Linked DNA regions of Homo sapiens: region 2 is linked to region 1. A link is a loop called in an ENCODE intact Hi-C map of the cell type or tissue named here. Cell type or tissue: PC-9. All regions are shown on one strand. Each heading gives the region's core, and the rest is flanking DNA. Links, peaks and the distances in the headings are about the cores only. Region 1 has its middle 11 kb from the start of INPP5D. Region 2 overlaps GIGYF2 (GRB10 interacting GYF protein 2).

Region 1 (5,373 bases), core at 231-5,230:
AGATTTTACAAATTCTAGGAACAGCAACTCTCAGCAACACTCCCCTGAGCCAGACCCTGAGCCCAGCCATCGCCAGCGTCCGCCGGTCTACCACGGCCACCACGCCCCAGGCCCCGGAGCCTCCTCCAACCTCCGTTCTGGCCTCGAGCACTTCCCAGGCATGAATCATGACCGCCTCCCTTGGCAGGCCCACTACCATGCTTCCTAAATGCAGTTCCTGCCAACAGCCACTCTTTCCGTGGCAATTACGTGGCAGCTTCTTCCCAGCTCCACGTTCTGTTCCTCTTCCTCTCTGCTTCTTCAGCCAGTAGTTCTCTGAACTAATGTGCCAAAACAAACAAACAAACAAACAAAAACACCCCACCTGGTTGGTCCCAGCTTCATTTCCATCAGAATCTGCTTCCCAGCATGGTCTTCCTCCTGCCCCCTCCTCCTACTTGGCCGGACTGGGTCTCAGGAAGCCCCAGGTTTTCTTGACTGCATCCTCGCCAGCTCCTAAAACTATGGGGAAACATCTCTGAAATGGCTCCCCACTCTTGCCCTTCCAGCAACTATCCCTGCCACCACCCCTACCCGGAAGCATCACCTCTTCCCTGGACCATTCCAGCCTTGCAGGCTACCCGAAGCAGGTGTCTTTCTCTGATGCTCCGCCACTCCGTGGCATATCAGCACTCCTTTATCTCCCCCACTCTGCCCCGCCCCCGCCCTAGCCTGCACAACCTGCCTGCTCTTCTCTTAGAGCCTTTTCCTATCACGACTTGCACTATTTTGTGTGCACCTCTCTTCTCCTCTCATTAGATTCTCACCTCTGGGAAAATGCAGATCTGTCTTGTTCATTGCACGCTGCAGCAGCATCCGGCTCATGCTGCCAGGCAGTACGCACCTGTCTTTGTCAGCTTAGGCTGCCATAACTAAGTACCATAGACTGGATGGCTTCAGCAACAGGCATTTATCTTTCATAAGTCTGGAGGCTGGAAGCCCAAGATCAAAGTGCCAGCATGGTCATGCTCTGAGGAGGGCTCTCGTCCTGACTTGCAGGTGGCCGCCTTCTCACCTTGTCCTCCTGTGGCCTTCCCTCCTCTCCTCCTTTTTTTCTATGGCCACCAACCCTGTCAGGTTAGGACTCCATCCTTGTGACCTCATTTAACTTTAATTACCTCCTAAAAGCCCAATCTCCAAATACAGTTACACTGGGGGTCAGGGTTTCAGTATATGAATTTCAGGGGGCGGGACATAACTCCCCTAAAGTACCCAGTACCAGTCCATAGCAGTACCCAATAAACATGTGTTGAATTAATAAAAATGGCCAATATCTATCTACCAGCTAACCACGTGGAAGCACTGCTATGCTCTCTACACGAGTTGCCTCGCTCAATCCTCATGGACAACCCACAAAGGGAAATCCTATTATTATGTCTATTTTACTGGCAGGGAAATTGAGACCAGAGAGGTTAAATAATTTGCCTGCAAGTTAGTGGCAGACCTGAGAATCTAGCTTACATCTGCTTGATCCCAAAACCTCTGTATACGCTACACACCTTAAGTTAAATGAGCTGGAACTTCTGCGCTGGGCTCTGCAATGCATAGGGCCTAGAGCCTCCGGCCTGCTCACCTATACTCTCCCCTGCATCCTCTCCTGTCTGGAAGCCTCCTGGCCTCCCACTGTTACTTTTACACAGACCATTATTGGAATTAGCACAGATAAAGAAATTACTGGGTCTAAGCCCAAGGGGCTGGTCCCCAGCACACAGAAGTGTCAGATGACCATTTTCAGGGTCCTTGGAGATGCGTGTGGCATGGACATTTAGAGGAAATTCCCTCTGGAACAGAAGCATGGGTCTCATCCTACCTTCTAGGTTTTTACTGTGAACTCAAAGATGGCTTGATGAAGCTGGGTGCAGTGGCTCATGCCTGTAATCCCAACACTTTGGGAGGCTGAGGCGGGCGATCACTTGAGGTCAGGAGTTTCAGACCAGCTTGGCCAACATGGAGAAACCCCGTCTCTACTAAAAATACAAAAATTAGCCGGGCATTGTAGCAGTTGCCTGCAATCCCAGCTACTCAGGAGGCTGAGGCAGAAGGATTGCTTGAACCCAAGACGCAGAAGTTGCAGTAAGCTAAGCTCATGCCACTGCACTCTAGCTTGTGCGACACGGCAAGACTCCATCTCAACAAAACAAAACAAAACAAAACAGAACAAAAAGATGGCTTGAAGCACACTTGCTGGAGGTGTGGGAGAGGGAACCAGGGCCGGGGTGGTGGTTAAACCTGTCAAACTGCACATCCCACCCCACCCAGAGGTGATTGGTCTCATTGCAATTGTGACCTAGTTAATCTCCCAAATCTTCAGTTCCAGATCTTCAGTTTGCAATCCAGACTGCAAAGAACTGTGCAGGTTCACCCTAAAGCCTCCCGTTCATCCCGTGACTCCCCTGCTGAGTGATTCCAACAGCTGCTTACTGCCTGTAGGACAAAGTGTGAAATCCTTGACAGTACTTACAAGACTGGAATCTGACCATTTCCTGACTTTTTCTTATTTCCATTCCACCCCTGAGAACTTGGCAGGAGTCCTTACTCCATACCTGGATCCAGCACCTCCTGCCAACTCTACCCATTGTAGCTGCAGCCCAGGGAGTGCCAGCAACTCAAACCTTAGCCTCCCAATCACACTCCAGCCCTCGGGCTGTGATTGCTTCCCCTTTCATCTCTGGCCAGCCCCAAGCCCTGCCCTGACCACCTCCTGTTCCCTCCTCTCCATCACACACATCTGCACAACCTTTGTCCTCCCCATGCCCCTCAACTCCCTCACAGCTCCTTCTTCTCCCGCCACACCCAGCCAAAGGGGCTGCTGGTGTGGCCAGAGAAATGCCTCTGCCAGGCAGCGCAGCCCAGGACAAAACCCGGCTTCCCACTAGCATGGAGACCAGAGCCTTCCAGCCTCTCCCCTGCCTTCTCCGTTGGCTGCGGCACCAAAGCCTGCATTTTTCCAGTGGACCCCGCTTCCCTACCTCACCTCCCCACGCTCCTCAGGCTAGCTCACTTCCAGAAGCCACCAAACATTAAAGCCCCTCACTATTCTGCCCACAGATGCTAGATGGGTCTCCCAGGCTGCTTTCCAATGCGTCCACACCCGCCTCCATCCCATTGTCCCCAGGGGCTCCTCCAGATTCTCCCCTCCTGTGGCTGGGATTGGCTCCCACAGCCACCCCCACACCTCTGGATTTTCTCCCTCTCCTCCCCACCCACTCCTTCCCCTCATCCTATAAGCGAGCTTAAGATTTTTCCATGTTATAAAATAAAAACTTAAAAAATCCTCCCTGACAAAGGTTCTCAGTCTTGGCTGAAAGTCTGAAAGGCCCCACCCCAGACCAATTAAATAAAAATCTCTAAGGTGGGGCCAGGACCTCCCCAGAAGAGTGCCTTGGGTGGCCAAGACTGAGAGCCACAGCTCCCTGCCCTTTCTTCTTGTCTGGGTATCACCTGGGTGATTTTGGAATAAATTGGGGAGCTTTTGGAATAAATTGTCCTCACTCAGCCTCCTACAGCAGCCTTGTCCCCACCCCCAACCCTCCCACCAAAACCTTTTGCAGCAGCTTCTTTCTCCCAGCACCCCATCATCATCATGACCCCTCTACAGTGAGCAACCCTGCAGGCCTCTCCCTCCCTCTCAAAATCCTTCCTGTTGCTCCCCCAAGTTCTACACCTTCCTCCCTGAGCCCCCTTCTTCCCAGGCTTTTGTCCTTGGTCATCCCTTTTGTCTCCTCCATACTCTCCCAGAGCATTTTCCTCACTTGTGGCTTCCAAATCTGTATTTCCGGTCCTGACCTCCTTCAGATCCACACTTCCTGCTGCCTGTGAGGACACCCTATAGACACTTAAAAGCTCTGTCATCTGAATTTTCTATCTTTACACCGAAAACCTGTTCTTCCACACACATCGCCTATCTAGATTGCTGTCACCAAACTGGCTTCTCCCAAGCCAGAAACCACCAACATCTTCATCTCTGCCCCCTCTCTCACCACCCACATCTGATGGATCATCGAGTTCTGGAGCTCCTTGGAATCCATTCCCTTGGCGGCAGCCCCACAGTCCCAGCCTTCTTTGTTGCCTGGACTATTTCGAGAGGGCCTTTGCTAGCCCATCCTCCTCCCGCCTCCTCCTCCAGGACACCCCACTCGCATCTCTGACTCTGTCCCTGCATGCCTACCAGGTATCTCTTTCTAAAATGCAAATCTGAGCCTGCCACTTCTTTAGGTTACATCGCCTGTGGTGTCCCCCGCCCTAGGATGAAATGCAAGCTCCGTGGCAGGTCACACCAAGCTCTTCCAGCCCCACATCTCATTTGCCTTTCCTGGTCTCCTCCTCCCTCTCCCACACTCACTCTGGGCTCCAGTATTACTGAATTGGCACCTTACATATGTCTACTCATTCATTGATTCAACAGATATTGACTAAGAATCTACCATGAATCCAGACCCTGTCCTGGACCCCAGAGATGCAGGAGGGAACAAAACCCCCTGCCCTCCTGGAGCTTATACTCTATGTTGGGTCTTCTTGCCCCGCACTGAGATTCTTGTCCAGGGTTTAACTCCTCCCCAGCCAGAGCTCGCCTCAGTTCTCTGTGGCCAGACGGGGAAAAGGACAGACTCTAGAGCCTGATCTCCTGGCCTGGTCACTTACCAGCTTGTAAGATCATGGGCAAGTGGCTTAATCTTTCTCTGCCTCAGCCTCTTTCTTTGTGAAATGAGGGTGATAATAGTAACCTGACTTAACAGGTTGTTGTAAGGATTCAATAATAAGGATTCAACACTTGTAAATGGCTTAGACCAATGCCTGGCACATAGGTAGCTCTCAGTAAACATTCTTTTTTTTTTTTTTTCTTTTTTTTGAGACAAGGTCTCACTCTTTCACCCAAGCTAGAGTGCAGTGGTATGATCACAGCTCAATGCAGCCTTGCTCTGGGGATCAAGTGATCTTCCCAGTTCAGCCTCCGAAGTAGCTAGGACTACAGGCAGATGCCACCATGCCTGACTAATTTTTTAATTTTTTGTAGAGATGGTGCCTCACCATGTTGCTTAGGCTGGCCTCAAACTCTTGGGTTCAAGCAATCCTCCTGCCTTAGCCTCTGAAAGTGTTGCAATTACAGGCGTGAACCACTATGCCCACCCAACGTTCACTTTTGTCTTATTTCCTTAGCACAGTACATAACACATAACGGATACTCAATACATGTGTTCTGATTGGAATAATGAAGAAAAAAAGCATAAGTAGTTAGTGCATTAGAAGTTAGTCATTGAAAACCAAATGGCTCTGATATTATAAGACTGCACTTGGAATGTCACTTAAAGATCTAGAAAGAAAGAAAATGCTCCA
Region 2 (5,373 bases), core at 98-5,097, 200 kb after region 1:
TCCATGGAAGACACACTATTAAGATCCTTAGAGTCCTCGCATATTCTCTTTCCCACAGTAGACAGAGCAAGAAGATTAAAGTACTCTAACTCGATCTACTGTAAATATATCTGCAAAGGAAAAGATTTCAGTTAGCAATGTTTGATTAACCAAAAGGGAATTTGGCTTAGAAAAAGCAGTACTAGCATACCCATTGAAGGCAATAAGCAGTACTCACAAACACAACTGACAGCTGAAAACCTAATGCTGGCTGGGCACACTGGAGGCCGAGGTGGGTGGATTACTTGAGGCCAGGAGTTAGAGACCAGACTGGCCAACATGGCAAAAACCTGTCGCTACTCAAAATACAAAACATTAGCTGGGCGTGGCGCTGCACGCCTGTAATCCCAGCTACTCGGGAAGCTGAGGCACAAGAATTGCTTGAACCCAGGAGGCAGAGATTTTAGTGAGCTGAGATAACATCACTGCACTCCAGCCTGGGCAACAGAGTGAGACCTTGTCTCAAAAAAAAAAAAAAAAAAAAAAAAGAAAGAAAAAGAAAAAAAGAAAACCTAATGCCGAATGCCCAATGGTCACATGTATGTAATTTTTCCAAAACTTCTATAATTGGAGGTTGATAAAAATGATGAACAATGCCTCTTTAAACTGAGTGACTCCCCAAAAATGTTCCAGTTCTTCTACCTTGAATAAAATCCCAAACTGTTTTAGTTATTTGAATACCAAAAAGTAAACAGGCAATGTCCTTATTCTAAAAGCAGTTCTGTTAATATTAGCTGGGTTTTCTGCAGCCTCTTGTTTTTTCATGTTCAAGTTTTCAAATAAATACACATTTGAAATGTAACAGTAATAAACAAAAATGCCTTACATAAAATACCTTAATTAACTGACTCAAAAATATCATGATTCAAAAAAATAAACATGCCTATTTATTAACCAAAAAAGCTGTGGTACCAACTGCTTACAAGACCAAATATAGGGAGAGGCTAGGATTCCAAACCCCATCCTGAGTTTGACCCCATCAACTGTGTTCCAATAACCCACAAGTCTTTTTCTTCCCCCTTGAAAATAGTGACAGCCTTAGTGTTTATATATATATACATATATATGTATTTTTAAAGACAAGGTCTCACTCTGTCGCCCAGGCTGGAGTGCAGTGGTGTGATCTTGGCTCACTGCAACTTCCACCTCCCAGGCTGAAGCGATCCTCCCACCTCAGCCTCCCCAGTAGCTGGGACTATAAGCGGGTGCCACCACACCCAAGTAATTCTTGTAATTTTTGTAGAGACAAGGTTTTGGCATGTAGCCCAGGCTGGTCCCCAACTCCTGGATTCAAGCAATCCGCCCACGCTGGCCTCCCAAAGTGCTGGGATTACAGTCATGAGTCACCGTGCCTGACCCTAATGTTTATGTTTTTAAAGTAACAGTTAATTAGGCAAGTACAAGAACCTAAAGGCCAGTCTATGAAATAAAATACTACTTTATTCTGAGGCAGATTTTTCATTGACTTCACGTGTATCTTAAGAACAGATAAAATGTGATAAAAGGCAATAATGAACTATATGCAAAAGAAGTGGAAGTGTAATTTAAAAGCTAAATTAATTTTACTCATGCAAAGACAGGAAGGGAAAAGTCTGTGGCCAAAAAAAGTTGATTAATATGTTAATTATCAGTCTAGGCTTTTAGCAAACAGACATATTCTCATTTAACTGTCATTTAAAAAACCAGCAAGGTATGCATTCATCCTTTGGCTGAATGCCATTCTTTATCAAATTCAGCCATTTGATGTAAGGGAAAGTTCTGGGTACTGTGAAACCCAAGGCAACACAAACACGGATTCAATCCACTATGCCTGGCTCTAAAGATGACATTCTGTGAGGTTCAGAGCATAGTCTCACTCACATGAGTTCTTTAAGATTTGTGAGGTTGTTCTTACAAGGAAAGTCTGGGGAGAAACTGTATTGTGTGTTTATCACATCTGAGTGCAGGTTGCTGATTCACAATGACCACCTGAAGAGCTCTAAAAAAAGAGGAAGCCAGCCGGGCACGGTGGCTCACCCTTATAATCCCAGCACTTTGGCAGGCCAAGGCGGGCAGATCACGAGGTCAGGAGATCAAGACCATCCGGGCCAACATGGTGAAACCCCATCTCTACTAAAATACAAAAAGTAGCTGGCGTGGTGGCACGCACCTGTAGTCCCAGCACTCGGGAGGCTGAGGCAGGGGAAATCACTTGAACCCGGGAGGTGGAGGAAGCCTACTGAAGATAGGAGATACTGGAGAATATTGATAATTAAAATGAGGCTGTGGCCCCCTCTGCTGGTTTGTTTTAGAAGCAAAATTCTCTTTCCATCAGTGACTGCTTTTTCAACGAAGACTTCCCATTTTCCCATTTTATGCATGGGGAATGTGTAGCTAATGGATAGTTATTAATTTTTTCTCAGTATACAAATTATATGAAATATGTAAATTAAAAAGTAATAAATGAAAATGAAATAAGTATAGGACAAAAATGAGCAATTATGAGAGGAATTTCCAGAGTGAGGTTTAGGTGAGCAGTAATTTTCATAACCTCAGTGAGTATCCTCAATACTTTGTTCAACGTTTGTTTTTCTTCCCCTTCAAGGTATATGGATTCCTTAAACTCTACTCCTAGGATGACCTATCTCCCACACCCTTATAGTGAGGTTTTTAAAGTCCCTTCCTTTCTTAGATCTATAAATAGAAGATGAGATCCAAGGGAATATTTAAGTCCAAACGGTCTGACCTCATTTTCAGAGCAACCTTTTCCCTAACAGCCTATCCTCAAGTCCCAAAGCTTCTTAGCTAGAACCCACAGTTAGAATTTAAGGAATGTTTTAAAATCTATTCACCAATTTCATCCAAATTGGAAAAAATTTCAGGCTGCTCCATCCATCCTTATCAACTTTTGAGACAAGCAGAGGAAAACAGAATTGCACCAGATCTACAAGTTCCCAAACCCAGCTTTCAGGCACCAATTCTTTGTTATTATTATTTTTAAATAATATTTTAAACATTATTATTTTAAATTATTATTTTTTTGAGACGGAGTCTCACTCTGTCGCACAGGCTGGAGTGCAGTGGCGTGATCTCAGCTCACTGCAACCTCCGCCTCCTAGGCTGCTCAAGTGATTCTCCTGCCTCAGCTTCCCGAGTAGCTGGGATTATAGGCACCCACCACCACGCCCAGCTAATTTTGTATTTTTACTAGAGACGAGGTTTCACCATGTTGGCCAGGCTGGTCTCCAACTCCTGACCTCAAGCGATCCACCCGCCTCAGCCTCCCAAAGATCTGGGATTACAGGCGTGAGTCACCGCGTCTGGCTTCAGGCACCAATTCTAAAGGACAGTCCTAAAAGTTAGGTTTTACTGTCATGTTGTTTTCACCAGGGCTGGAAGGCTCTGAGGGAAAGAGAGAATCCTACCAAGGGTACAGTAAGGTTACCACCTGCCTCTCACTGTGCGGGGTCTCACGCTCTTCATGATGTCCCACAGACATTTCAAACTCAACCCAGTCAACACTCAATTCCCCTCAGCCTGTGCCATGTTCCACTGCTTATCATTTCACAGCAAATGGCAACACCATCCATCCATCCTGGTCCCCAAGCCTGAGACCTTTCCACTCTTCTTGTCCAGTTAATTCTATCCCCTACATTTCTGAAATCCATCTAACTCCTTTTCATCCCCACTACCAAAACCCTATTCCAAGTCACTGGTATCTTTTACCTAGTCTATACTGCAGCCTCCTCACTGTTCTGCCCTCCTGACAGGACAACAACCGGAACTTCCATCCTTGCGAATGTATTCTATTGCAGACAACATGGTTTTATAGCCACTAATTTTACATTCACAAATAGAAAATAATTTTAGGGCCGGGCGTGGCGGTTCACACCTGTAATCCCAGCACTTTGGGAGGCCAAGGCAAGAAGATCACCTGAAGTCAGGAGTTCAAGACCAGCCTGGCCAACATGGCAAAAACCCCTCTCTACTAAAAATACAAAAATTAGCCAGGTGTGGCGGCATGTGCCTGTAGTCTCAGCTACTCAGGAGGCTGAGGCAAGAGAATCGCTTGAACCCGGGAGGCAGAGGTTGCAGTGAGCTGAGATCACGCCACTGCACTCCAGCCTGAGCAAGAGTGAGACTCCATCTCAAAGAAAAAGAAAAAGAAAAAAAAAATGTTAGTTTCATCACTGTTGCAAAAAACATGGGCAGCCTATACTGTTTGTTATTCCTGAAACAATATTCCCCATCCTTTCTGCCATTCTTTCAAAGCCCAAATTCAGATGTCACCTTTTCAGAGAAGCTAGAGTGCAGTGGCATGATCACAGCTCACTGCAGCCTTCAACTCCTGGTCAAGGAATCCCCCTGCCTCATTCTCCCAAGTAGCTGGGACTATAGGTGGGCACCACCATGCCTGTTTTTAAAATTTTTTTTAGAGATATGGTCTCGCTACGTTACCCCAGCTGGTCTCAAACTCCTGGCCTCAAGTGACCCACCTACCTCAGCTTCCCAAAGTGAGCCACCGTGCCCAGCCTGCCTTGCATGGTCCATAATGCTAGATAAAAATAGCCGTGGGTAACACAGAAGGGTGGAAAGAAAACAGGCCTGCCTTGAAATCCCAGCATCCCATAGCAGAAAGCTATGTAACACTGGGAAATGTTCTCAATCTCTGTGCCTTGGTCTACTCATTATTGGTGAAACTGGTATGTCACCTCATAATGCAAAGTAATTCTGAGAATTATATGATACATAGAGTGATTATGAACATATACTGGTTCTCTTCTTGGAACACCTGATCGGATTAATGGTCTGCTTTCAATACAAATAAGCATTTAAGTTTTTAACATACTTTTAGTATCGTTCATTATTAGCATCATTTTCCAACTAAATTACTCAGGATCCTCCAGGGAAATTCATATTAAATATCAAACAATACTTTAAAGCACCAAACAATACTTTAAAGCACCATACAATATAAGTTGTTATTACATGAGGCACAGGTCCTGCACTGAGACGCCCAGTAAATACTGGCTACTTATTTTGAACCAGTTAAAACATTAGTTATTGATAAAAAGAAATATTTCCCTTCTTGAAAAACAATGCTCAATGGAAACTCACACAGGATAACTGGTATCACCTGCACTCCTCCAACACTCAGCTGAGACTAGGACCGTGCTCACCTAATAAACTGGGATCTGCTCGGACCATCTTCTGCTTTTTCTTCTTCTTGCCACTCTGCACAGCCTCAAAATTGGATTGTTGGTTGTTGCTTTGATTGGTCTGAAATACTGAATGGAGTGTACTGTGGTTCATCCCCCACACAGAGTCCTGTGAAATAAGCAGCATGACTGAGAT

The links. A loop is a pair of places that touch in the nucleus more often than their neighbours do. Peaks named below come from ENCODE experiments on the same cell type or tissue, not always from the same donor. Only the 100,000 strongest peaks of a DNase experiment are listed, where the experiment ranks them.
Region 2: it touches region 1 in a loop (11-fold over the local background); 50 of 110 quality-filtered maps call a loop at or near these places.

Annotation. Positions count from the first base shown.
Region 1 is chr2:233,046,586-233,051,958 of GRCh38, reverse strand. No RefSeq gene overlaps it. Among named protein-coding and RNA genes, the nearest start is that of INPP5D, 11 kb to the left of the region's middle. In PC-9, for the core only: a CTCF peak has its summit at 2,175; a DNase peak (open chromatin) is centred at 2,448; H3K27ac peaks cover 1,668 bases.
Region 2 is chr2:232,850,235-232,855,607 of GRCh38, reverse strand. It overlaps GIGYF2 (GRB10 interacting GYF protein 2), which reads right to left. Exons shown (of 29, transcript NM_001103146.3): 28 at 5,199-5,346. Among named protein-coding and RNA genes, the nearest start is that of SNORC, 17 kb to the left of the region's middle. In PC-9, for the core only: a CTCF peak has its summit at 2,248; DNase peaks (open chromatin) are centred at 1,317 and 1,923; H3K27ac peaks cover 2,702 bases.